Regions from separate parts of the Mus musculus genome. Here regions 1, 2 and 3 are each linked to region 4. Evidence: chromatin loops called from intact Hi-C (ENCODE). Cell type or tissue: left cerebral cortex. All regions are shown on one strand.

What was found. Hi-C counts contacts between places; a loop is a spot of excess contacts. Peaks named below come from ENCODE experiments on the same cell type or tissue, not always from the same donor. Only the 100,000 strongest peaks of a DNase experiment are listed, where the experiment ranks them.
Region 1: it touches region 4 in a loop (2.5-fold over the local background); 2 of 42 quality-filtered maps call a loop at or near these places.
Region 2: a loop joins it to region 4, with 3 times the contacts of the local background. A loop is called at or near these places in 2 of 42 quality-filtered maps.
Region 3: a loop joins it to region 4, with 2.1 times the contacts of the local background. A loop is called at or near these places in 2 of 42 quality-filtered maps.

The regions. Positions count from the first base shown.
Region 1 is chr13:82,720,789-82,723,288 of GRCm38, reverse strand. No RefSeq gene overlaps it. Among named protein-coding and RNA genes, the nearest start is that of Mir3961, 24 kb to the right of the region's middle. In left cerebral cortex, no CTCF peak of the experiment used is centred here; a DNase peak (open chromatin) is centred at 1,388.
Region 2 is chr13:83,527,805-83,530,304 of GRCm38, reverse strand. The region is part of intron 1 of Mef2c (myocyte enhancer factor 2C); the gene reads right to left. Among named protein-coding and RNA genes, the nearest start is that of Mef2c, 4.3 kb to the right of the region's middle. In left cerebral cortex, a CTCF peak has its summit at 1,458; no DNase peak of the experiment used is centred here; H3K4me3 peaks cover 2,500 bases; H3K27ac peaks cover 2,500 bases.
Region 3 is chr13:82,733,485-82,735,984 of GRCm38, reverse strand. No RefSeq gene overlaps it. Among named protein-coding and RNA genes, the nearest start is that of Mir3961, 36 kb to the right of the region's middle. In left cerebral cortex, no CTCF peak of the experiment used is centred here; no DNase peak of the experiment used is centred here.
Region 4 is chr13:82,902,549-82,905,048 of GRCm38, reverse strand. No RefSeq gene overlaps it. Among named protein-coding and RNA genes, the nearest start is that of Mir3961, 210 kb to the right of the region's middle. In left cerebral cortex, no CTCF peak of the experiment used is centred here; DNase peaks (open chromatin) are centred at 658 and 1,201; H3K27ac peaks cover 741 bases.

The sequences.
Region 1 (2,500 bases), 180 kb after region 4:
TTTTAAAAACAGCTCTAAATGTATTGATGTAAAAATGACTAACTCCCATGTTAGGTTAACACATGCATGGGTCAAATCTTAGAAGCAGTTTGACTGAGTATTTAACATATATGATTAAAATTAGTATTGGGTAGCCACAGTGGTAGTACATTCTTGCCACTCTTATACTCATGGAATGGCCTAGGGGGATAGCTATGACTTCCAGGCAGTCTCAACTACAAAAAGAGACTTCGGAGTCAAAACAAAACATTTATTCAAGCTCCACCTAGGACAGAGGGAGAAGAAAGTCATTTCCAGGAATAAGTATTGTGTCTAAATCCAAGGACAGGAGAAACATTATCCTTGCAATGAGTAACAAGCCTCATGTTGGGGCATAACGGATCACCTTTTCTCACATCTGGAGGAACAGAAACACACCTCTGGAGGACAGGAACAGTTTATGCCTTAAATTGAGAAGGAATGGGTGGATGGATATTAGGGAGGTAAACGCTGTGTTCTGAGTGGTGTAAGGGGATAATCTTTATGAAATGGCAGACAGAAACTATTCGTAAGACAGGACAATTTTATTGAATGTTGATATATGCATCAGAGAACAAATTTAATTTCTCTGGAGTGTTGGGAATATTATATAGATACATGGTTTTTTGCTAGATGTACAACAATAGAGAATGTAGAAAGAAAATAGACAGCTATACCTACTGACTGGGTAAGCTAACACAAAGTTACTGTTGGTGAGAAACTAAAATGCAAACAGATAGGAAAGAACAGTATTCCTTTAATAGAAATCCGAAGGAACTTAGATAGAACGTATCAGATGAAATTGGAGAGTTTGCCATATCTTTGGTAACTACCAGGACTTGGTGTTTGGTAGGGGAAGATAATGAGCAGACAGAATCTCGAAAATGTCTTTCGTGGTCAGGAGCAGATTGTAAAAAATATGAACACCATGAAGGGATAAAGAACTCAATTTGGATATACTGATTTTATCATTCTTAAATATAAAAAATGAAGAATATATATGTTATTCACATACACACATAATCCCAAGAATTCAGAAGGTGGTATTTTAGAAATGCTTACTTTCGAGCATGATGAATCCAAAAATGAAGTTTTATGTAAATTTTTAATTTATCATTTTATTCAAACCATAAAAACCTTCCACTGAAACTATTTCACTGACAATTTCTCTTGTATGCCGTATTTTCTGCATATTTGTATTTTGTGCCATTCTTCAGTTTTAGACCCCAAGCTCCTTGGGATGAGGACTTTGTCATTAATTTAGTGCAGCTGAATATATTACATGGTGCCATGTGTATTTATAGAACTTTGCTAAGTAATGATGATTCAGATTTGGTAATCAGCACTTGCAACCATCATGTGGTTATGCAGATCAACACTTACTATGCAAAAATCATTTCTATAGGGGCAGATGTGCTGGTCTCCCTCTTGGTAAATTTTTAGATCAGTAAATTTCTCGCAATGTAAAAGTCAATTTAGAATGATGCCTTTGATTGTCTTGCTGCTACCCATAGCAATTTGGAAAGTGGTACTTTTGTGATGTCCTAGCTGATGCACTTTAAAAACAACAGTGTCTTTGGCATCAATGTGATACAGGAATTCAAATAAAACAAAACATCTTTTCTTGATCAAATATCATGGACACATCAGTTCACCAAATCAGAAATTTACATTTAAAGTACTTTATATATTGATAATATGGTCATTCATTGTAGTTCCTCTACTGAATTATATTGAGAATCTCCCAGAATTTGAAAGTGATCATTTTATTTCATTTTTGAAATATAAAAGCTGCTTCTCATTTTCAGTCTCTTTCCTAGTTCAATTAATTTATTTTAAAACACAAGAAATACCAGTTTTTTTCAGTCTTAAAATATTATGACTCTATTTGTAAAATTTAGTGGAAATGTATTAAAAACTAGAGTCTATCAACCTTTGTTAGGCATATAAGTACCCAAGTTAGGGAGAAAGGAAGCGAATAAGAAAATTTGTTAGTTTTGGAAAGAAAGGGAAGAAATTGGTGTCAGATGAGTTTGGAAAGAGAAAGTAATTATTTCTGAGACAGGTAATGTAGCCATGACAAGGTGATTTAGTTTGGAAAGAAGCACCTTTCTCTTAATGAAAATAAATTTCTTGTTTCCATATTTTGCCACTCTTTCAAGTGAAAATGTCAGTATCTGATAAATGGCTTCTTAGATATTCTTCACTATAAATACCACGACTACACTGAAACCTTTCTACTATCAACTGATTTGTACATGATAGACATCCATAACCAAGTTTTTAAAAAATGTTATAATGAAATGACAGTATATTATTCATCTCCTCTCCTCCCAAATGACTCAAAGTAAGAACATAAGTATATTCAAGCATCTGTTTACATTCTGGGACACACATGAAAATTAGTATCTCTGCAACATGAAGCATCAACAAGATGATAACAGTTCTGCCATTCTGGCTGGTGGATTCCCAACCATATTAA
Region 2 (2,500 bases), 630 kb before region 4:
TCAGCACTGAGTATTAAGCGGCAGACAGGAGCTGTTTTTCAGAGGAAAAACTCTTTCTGGTTTGCTTTGCTCACTAACTAGAACAGATCACTACAAATCATTCTGTTTCTTATGGGCCAGTCTCTCACATACTACAGATTTGCTTCAGCTCTCCAGGGGAAGAAATGCGGCTCCTGTGGGAAAGGCCCACCCCTTCCTAGATGTTTGCTTCCTTAAACGAAAGAAACACACCCCTTACATTCTTTGAAATTTGTCCAACAAGACGAGAATTGTAATGGCACTGTATCACGGAATAACTTAGGACAAAATAATCAATAGGCAAATTTTGCTAATATTCTGTGTACTTTTTAATCAGGGGTGGCTATTTCACACCCTACCACGTGTCTCTCCCGTTGTGTCTCTCTCTGTCTGTCTCCCTCTGTCTCTCTCTTTGTGTCTCTTCCTCTGTCTCTGTCTCTCTGCTTCTCTCTGTCTCTCTCTCTGTCTCTGTCTCTCCCTCCCTCCTTCTACCCTCTTTTGCCTCCCCCCCACATGTAAGTGTAACAACTAATTAAGCTCAGGTCTAACATATGCACTTGGATCCTCAGAACACTGTATTAGTGAAAGTCAAGAATGCGATATGCACTGAGACAACCCAGGAGGCCCAGAGATGTTAAAATCTTTTGCACTTGAATTTGGAACTATTAGGAGAATGTCCCCTTTCATAACTATACTAAAGAAAAAAATTATAAAATCAAATGGCAATTGTCTTAGGTAGAATCAGAGTTGCAAGAAGTCACAGATATGCAAGCATGTCACTCACTGCTATGAGACTAAGGACATAAACCTTGCAGTAAAATTGATGTCCACTAGTGTCTACCACATGAGAGTGCCCTGTGGGTCCTGAGAAGTTATGTTCTAGTAAACCTCTTTCCACTACATAGAGACATTTTCCCCCTAACCAAGTTTTTCTTTTGCTATTTTATAAGTAACACTTATCTTTCCCTTCCTTTTATTTTTTTAACCTTTGAAATGCAATATTCACATAGAGATTTGCATGTGTGAAGACATGCAGTTAACAAAAGTTGTTAACTCTTGAGGGGGTCTTCTTAAATGAAACAATAAGCTCTTTTAACCATTTCTCATCGGCCATTCAATGATGAACTCTATCTAATTTCCAGGTCTACAAAATGGAAGATCTGCTATTTTTCATTTGCAATAATAGTGACTATAAGGAAGGATGATATGAATTTCAACCGAAGGTATAAACTTATTACACTTAGCAGAATATTGTTAAGGTCGAAGTAAACCTTCATACCATAAATCCACAGATGAAACATCTCATTCACTAAAGTATTCTATCTTATTATAGTAACGCACAGAAAATTAAACACATAAATATGAATTTTATGTATCACAGAAGATGCAGGCAGTGAAAGTGCAATGTTTACAGTTATGGATGACTCATTAGAGCTTTATTGTGGGAGACACTAGGAGGCATCAGTAGGGTAAAAAAGGACTTCAATTTTAAAAGAAGCAAGAAATTACTGTGGTGTTGGGTGTTTAGAAAGTTTGAGTTTTAAAAATGCTACAGGTAAAACAAAACTATTCTCTAACAAAGTCTCCACGTATTATATTTTCATAAAAATGATGTTTAAGTAACATTCATAAAATAAACATTAATGTATATGTATATATATATATATATGTCTCATTTACCAATAACACCTATCATGATATGTTTTGAATGCATTGAATCATAACTATGTAACTACTCATCTTGAAGAATACACCTGGTAACAGAACAACATACAGGATATTGTCAATTATGTATTTTCTGCTTAATTTTTCAATACCATAAAGATATATTAATTTTGGCAAATCTACTCTGCATTCTACACAACACTTCTGAAAATGCCTAATTCCTTTAAGCTTTATGGTAACCACTTCACACAAATTGACAAATTGATATCTGCTCAAAGAGAGTTGATGGAACTTCAAATTTAAGCAATGAAAAAACACTACTGAGCGCCTATTATTTGAAAACTGAGTTTTCTGCTGTTTAAGTGGCTCTTTATAATGACGAAGCAACAGGGTCGTGGCATAGTTATCTAGCAATCATTTCGAATCAGAGTGTCTTGCCGTTCCTTAGCAATCAGCCTTTATCTTTGCTCTATCAGAATAACATGTGAACTGTGTAATCTGCCTTTTGTAAGGTGTAGAGCGCTGTTGCGTTGGTTTTGTGACTTGCCTCTGTAATCTGGTTTGATTTCTTAAAGGTGACAAATCCCAGTCAAGCTCTACTGAATGCAGGAACAACCATGAGTCTGTGAATTAAGGCACAGTGCTGAGCATGAAATCCCAGTCAGCTCTTCTTCATATGTTACACTCACTAAGCATCGTCGATAAAGCCTTTCATTTGGTCCAAACCATCACTATATATGTGTAAAAGGAATATGCATGCTTTTTCAGTTTAGATATTCATTTGGGAGGCATTATTCTAAAAGCTGTCATTTTAAAA
Region 3 (2,500 bases), 170 kb after region 4:
ATTTTGTTTTTTATATTTCTTTATTAGATATCTTCTTTATTTACATTTCAAATGTTATTCCCTTTCCTGGTTTCCACTCTGAAAACTCCTATCCTCCCCCCCCACCCCCACCCCCTGTTCACCAACTGACCCACTTCTGCATCCTGGCCCTGGTATTCCTTTATACTGGGCCATATAACCTTCACAGGACCAAGGGCCTCTCCTCCCATTGTGACCAACTAGGCCATCCTCTGCTACATATGCAGCTGGAGCCATGAGTCCCACCATGTGTTGGTGGTTTAGCTCCAGAGAGCTCTGGAGGGTACTGGTTAGTTCATATTGTTGTTCCTCTATGGGACTGCAAACCCCTTCAGCTCCTTGGGTACTTTCTCTAGCTCCTTCATTGGGGACCCTGTGCTCAATTCAATGGATAGCTGTGAGGATCCACTTCTGTATTAGTCAGGCACTGACAGAGCCTCTCAGGAGATAGCTGCTGTCAGCTGTCAGCAAGCTCTTGTTGGTATCCACAATAGTGTCTGGGTTTTGTAATAAGCTTGGTATACATTGCTGAACTCAGACTTGTTTTAGAGGAAGGCCAGAAGAGATGGCTAGGGGTCAAAAAACAACACACTTCTTCTCAAGCCTGGCCTAAGAGTTATCACAATAAGCAAGTATTATTGAAACACAACCATGCTCATTCATTTTGTAACTGTCCATGATTTTCCAAAGAATGATACCTCCAACTCAAATAGTATGTAATCGCAAAGAGTGTTTTATTCTGCAGAAGTCCAGCATGTTGGGGTCTCCCATTACCATGGTAGACACCCAAGTGAGCTCTCAGGCTTGATTTAAAGCATATTAGGGGGTTCCAGATAAAGTGATCTTTACCTTGCTCCACCTGTAGGGCTATCCAATTACCAAACCATGGCAGCTAGAAATTGTTGCTGGGCAAGTCTAGAAACTGCTGATGACCCATTGCCCTTGTCTCAGGCCAGATGGCAGAGCAGTTTCTGAGGTATGCTCTTACCTGGACTTGCCCAGTTCTTAGGTACAGAGATTTAGGTCTTGTTTCCTAAACTGCCAATTTGAAGCCTTTCATGGAGTCAGCTTAACCTTCTCAAATTATATATTGTTTATGATTGTGTTGGTGCTAAAAATTGGTTGAGGAGTTTTACCTGTAGTATTTAATATCTTACCCTTGTAGAAGGAATTTACTGATGTCTGCTTGTCCTGTGTTTTCTGAAGACTGGGAAAGCTGACATTGAGATCCTAGGTGAATTCTCAGGTATTGACTATGCAAAAATATTGGTAGATAAAAGGTACAACATACTTATATGGAAAGGGAAAATATTACAGCTTTGATGATAGCTCAACAAGAAGAAAAGTTTAATGAGGGATTAACATTTTTTCAGTGATTATTTATCTATAAAAGCCATCCTATCTGTTCACCATGCTGCCAAAACATTAGGACACACATGAGAAAAAGTGATCTTTTCTATTCTAAAGCATGGAGTACAATTTACATAAACACAAAGAAAAAACAATAAATGCAATCACTTGAAGTGATGCATAAAACGAAGCATCCATTTTTATGGTGTCCATCTTTGCTTTTGCTATTTTTCTCCTAAATTAATCTTTTCTTTGAGTTAACAGTAATAATAACCTTCTTTTTTTGAAGAATCACATATGGTCCATACTTTGGCTCCTGGAAAGGTTGATAATCCCTTCATCTCTTTCTCCCCAGAATATAGACTATCATTCCAGTCATAAAAACTAGATTAGCTTGTGCTTCTTGGTACATGGCATTTTAGATGTAGATGGGATCCCATTGTCTGAATCCATACAATCACAGATTTTCTTCAGTATATATGTGATCTTGAAGAGACAAAAATAAAGAGGAGGCAGGGATGAGGGTAGAAAGGAGAAAGAGGAATAGGGAGGGAGGGAGAAGGAGAAACAGAATGAGAGAGAGAGAGAGAGAGAGAGAGAGAGAGAGAGAGAGAGAGAGAGAGAGAGAGAGAGAGAGAGGTATTTAAGATCTTGACTTATCTTTTCCTGAAGTAAAACAAACAAAAAACAGTAGAAGCTGTTCAGGAAATGTTGGAGTTTCTATGTAAAATATTAGCATGTTACATTAGATGTTTATTCAAAGAAAACACTCATTTAAGATTCAGTTTAAGATTGAGAAGAAAAATGGACATAAATTTCGTAAGGGTATCCTTCTGTATTTAATTGAGGAGAATTGTGTGAATGCACATGCACATGTTTATTCACCTGTATGCCTGTGGAGGGAGATGGAATGAAGAAAGAGAAGACAGATATGAGGAATGGCAAAAATATACACTTTGCATACACCTGAAAACTTAAGTTTTTTCATTATTGTACATTTGGAAGCAATACTAAGGGCCAGTGAACTGGCTCAGTGAGTAAAGGCACTTGCTGCTGAGACTGATGACCTGAGTTCAACCCCGAGGTAGAGAACTTCTGATTTCTATGGCATGCATGTCTGTGGGTGTGCATA
Region 4 (2,500 bases):
TACTTTATAAGAATCATAGCTTAAATCTATGTACCACTTTTTTTGAGGGGCTGCAATATTTTCTAAATATAATAAAAGGCATTTACACATAATAAGCTCACAATTACATAGTCCACTTCTTAGACACAGAACAAATAGAAGTAGAAGAAGGAGAAAAAGGATAGGAGGAGGAATAAAATAAAATCAACTTCTCCTAGGAATTCTCTGGGTCTTGGCTATTCTCTTATTTTTCTGTCCCAACTGGAAAAGAAGAAGGATCTACTAACAACCACAGCTGTGTTGAAAACAAGTGAAAGCCAATTTACCTTGCTAATTTTTAACATGCTGCTTTCTTTAACTGCAGAGCTGTCTTTTTTCTTTTACTATCCAGAATTAGTTAATTTTTTTCACAATCTATTTTTCCCCTAGAAAGTAACCCCTTGTGTCCTACCATGGGCTCCTCACTGAATGATTTCTTTCTCTTCTAATTATATTTCTTCACCTTGGGAGGGCCTCACACTGCTTCAGGATAAGCAACCCAGCAGAGCCTAAGGTCAGGTGTGCCCTAGAATCTAAGTCTAGAAATTACAATCACTGAACAAGAGCAGGAGAGGGAAAGAAGACGCAGAGTGGGGAATTTGTAATGATATTGAGGCTCAGTCTAAGGAATAATTAAACAAAGGGCATCCTACATTACAGCATTTGATAGAAGCCTCTGAGGACAGAATGAAGACTTTCAGAGTCTGCACTGATGTGAATCCTTCCTGAAAGCCATGGGGTTAACAAATAACTTGTACCAATGTTGAAGCCTGCAAGTTTTAGTTAAGTACTTCTTGCTCTATGGTCTGAAAATTAGAGTTCTACCCATGAACCATGCAAACACAGTGCTTCTAATGCATATTACACATACAAATAATGCAGTTTAAAGTATCTGAAAAAATATGAAACATATTCAAGATAATAAAAGAAGGACTTGATGACAAAGCTAAGGGGGTGGGGGTGGGGGTCCTGCAAGAGGAATTTTCTAAGATAATTTTTGAAGACCAAAAGGATTTTTACTTCTGAAGAGTCTGGGACCTTGTATAGCAGAGACATTCCAGGTAGAGCCTCTGTAGGTAGAAGAGGGAGAAACATGAAGAGAGATTTACAACCAAATCTTCAGCTGGGCTTTTGTTTAACACATATGCAAATTACACACTGCTTCATTTGAATATTTATTTACTGCATTTGTGAAGGAAATTGGGGGATTATAGCCTCTTCCCAGCTGTGTTTTAGTTAATGACTGGTCAGCCTATTAGCCTGTTCTACTGAATGGATTCTCTGTAGAAGGAACACCTTTTTGCACTCTGACTAGAAATTCTTTACATAAACAGTCAGGCTAAGGAGCAAACCAGACCTAGGAGAGCTGAACTCTCAAAAGGAATGTATCTCTTCCAAATCATTAGAAACTGGCAAAAAGTTACTCAGTAATGATAACTTCTGTATTTTTATAATAAACAAGTCCAGCATTTGCCCAGGTGATAATGTTGAGGGAGATGAGGGAACCTAACTTTGACAACACCAAAAAATCCCAAGATCCTGCTGTGACAGTTCCCTTTCTTCCCAGAAAATACTCATTTTGTTCCCCATAAAAGTATGCCAGTTACAGAAATTTTTAAACATTATTTGATTACTACCTGACATGTCCACAGGTTGCATGTGTTTGCTTTTCTCCCTATTTTCTCATTACTAAAATGAGGAGAGAGACAGGGGGATAACTCTCTGGTGACCAAATCTGGTGAGCTGCAACACTTGGACAGATTTTGACTTTGAAATTGGAGACCTGTGACTTTATAAGTACTTTTCTAAGGATTTCTAGTGAATATATTCTTAAGTCAGGACTTTGGTTATTATATTTGTGCATATAGTAACCAATGCCCAGCAGGCTATCATTTATAGACAGATAAGAAGAATAACACGAAGAATAGCACCTACTTTTGGTATGTATATATGTTTCAAGTAATAAGGGAAATTTGTCTTGATACCAAAGTGTCTCTCTTCTTTATCTGCTTTCTTATGTTCAAATTAGTCTAGCTTTGTAAACGAGAACATGTAACTTATCCTAATACAGACCATTAGATGAGTGATTCCTTCCTGGCAACATTTTTTTTTCAGGGATCCAAGACAATATTGTACTTCGATTTACATTAGCTAGCAATCTGTGTATGGCAAACATTATTAGCTTATTTACCATAGCATTAGTCATACAAGCAAGTTGTTTGTGTTCAAACTATTGTTGTAGGTCCAGAACTTGAAAACTTAAAGGGAACCTAGAAATGAAAAGAATGTCATTATCTCAAAATGGAAATTTTCCTGTTTGAAATGTTAATATTATCTATTGGAAAGACAGGTCAAACATCTATGGAACAAAATCAAATAATAAATGGAACATGCTGTAAGACCACATGATAGACAGAAAACTATCAATTATGTAAATGGAAGAATATTACAAGGATAAGTATTCTATTAACAAAACCTACGT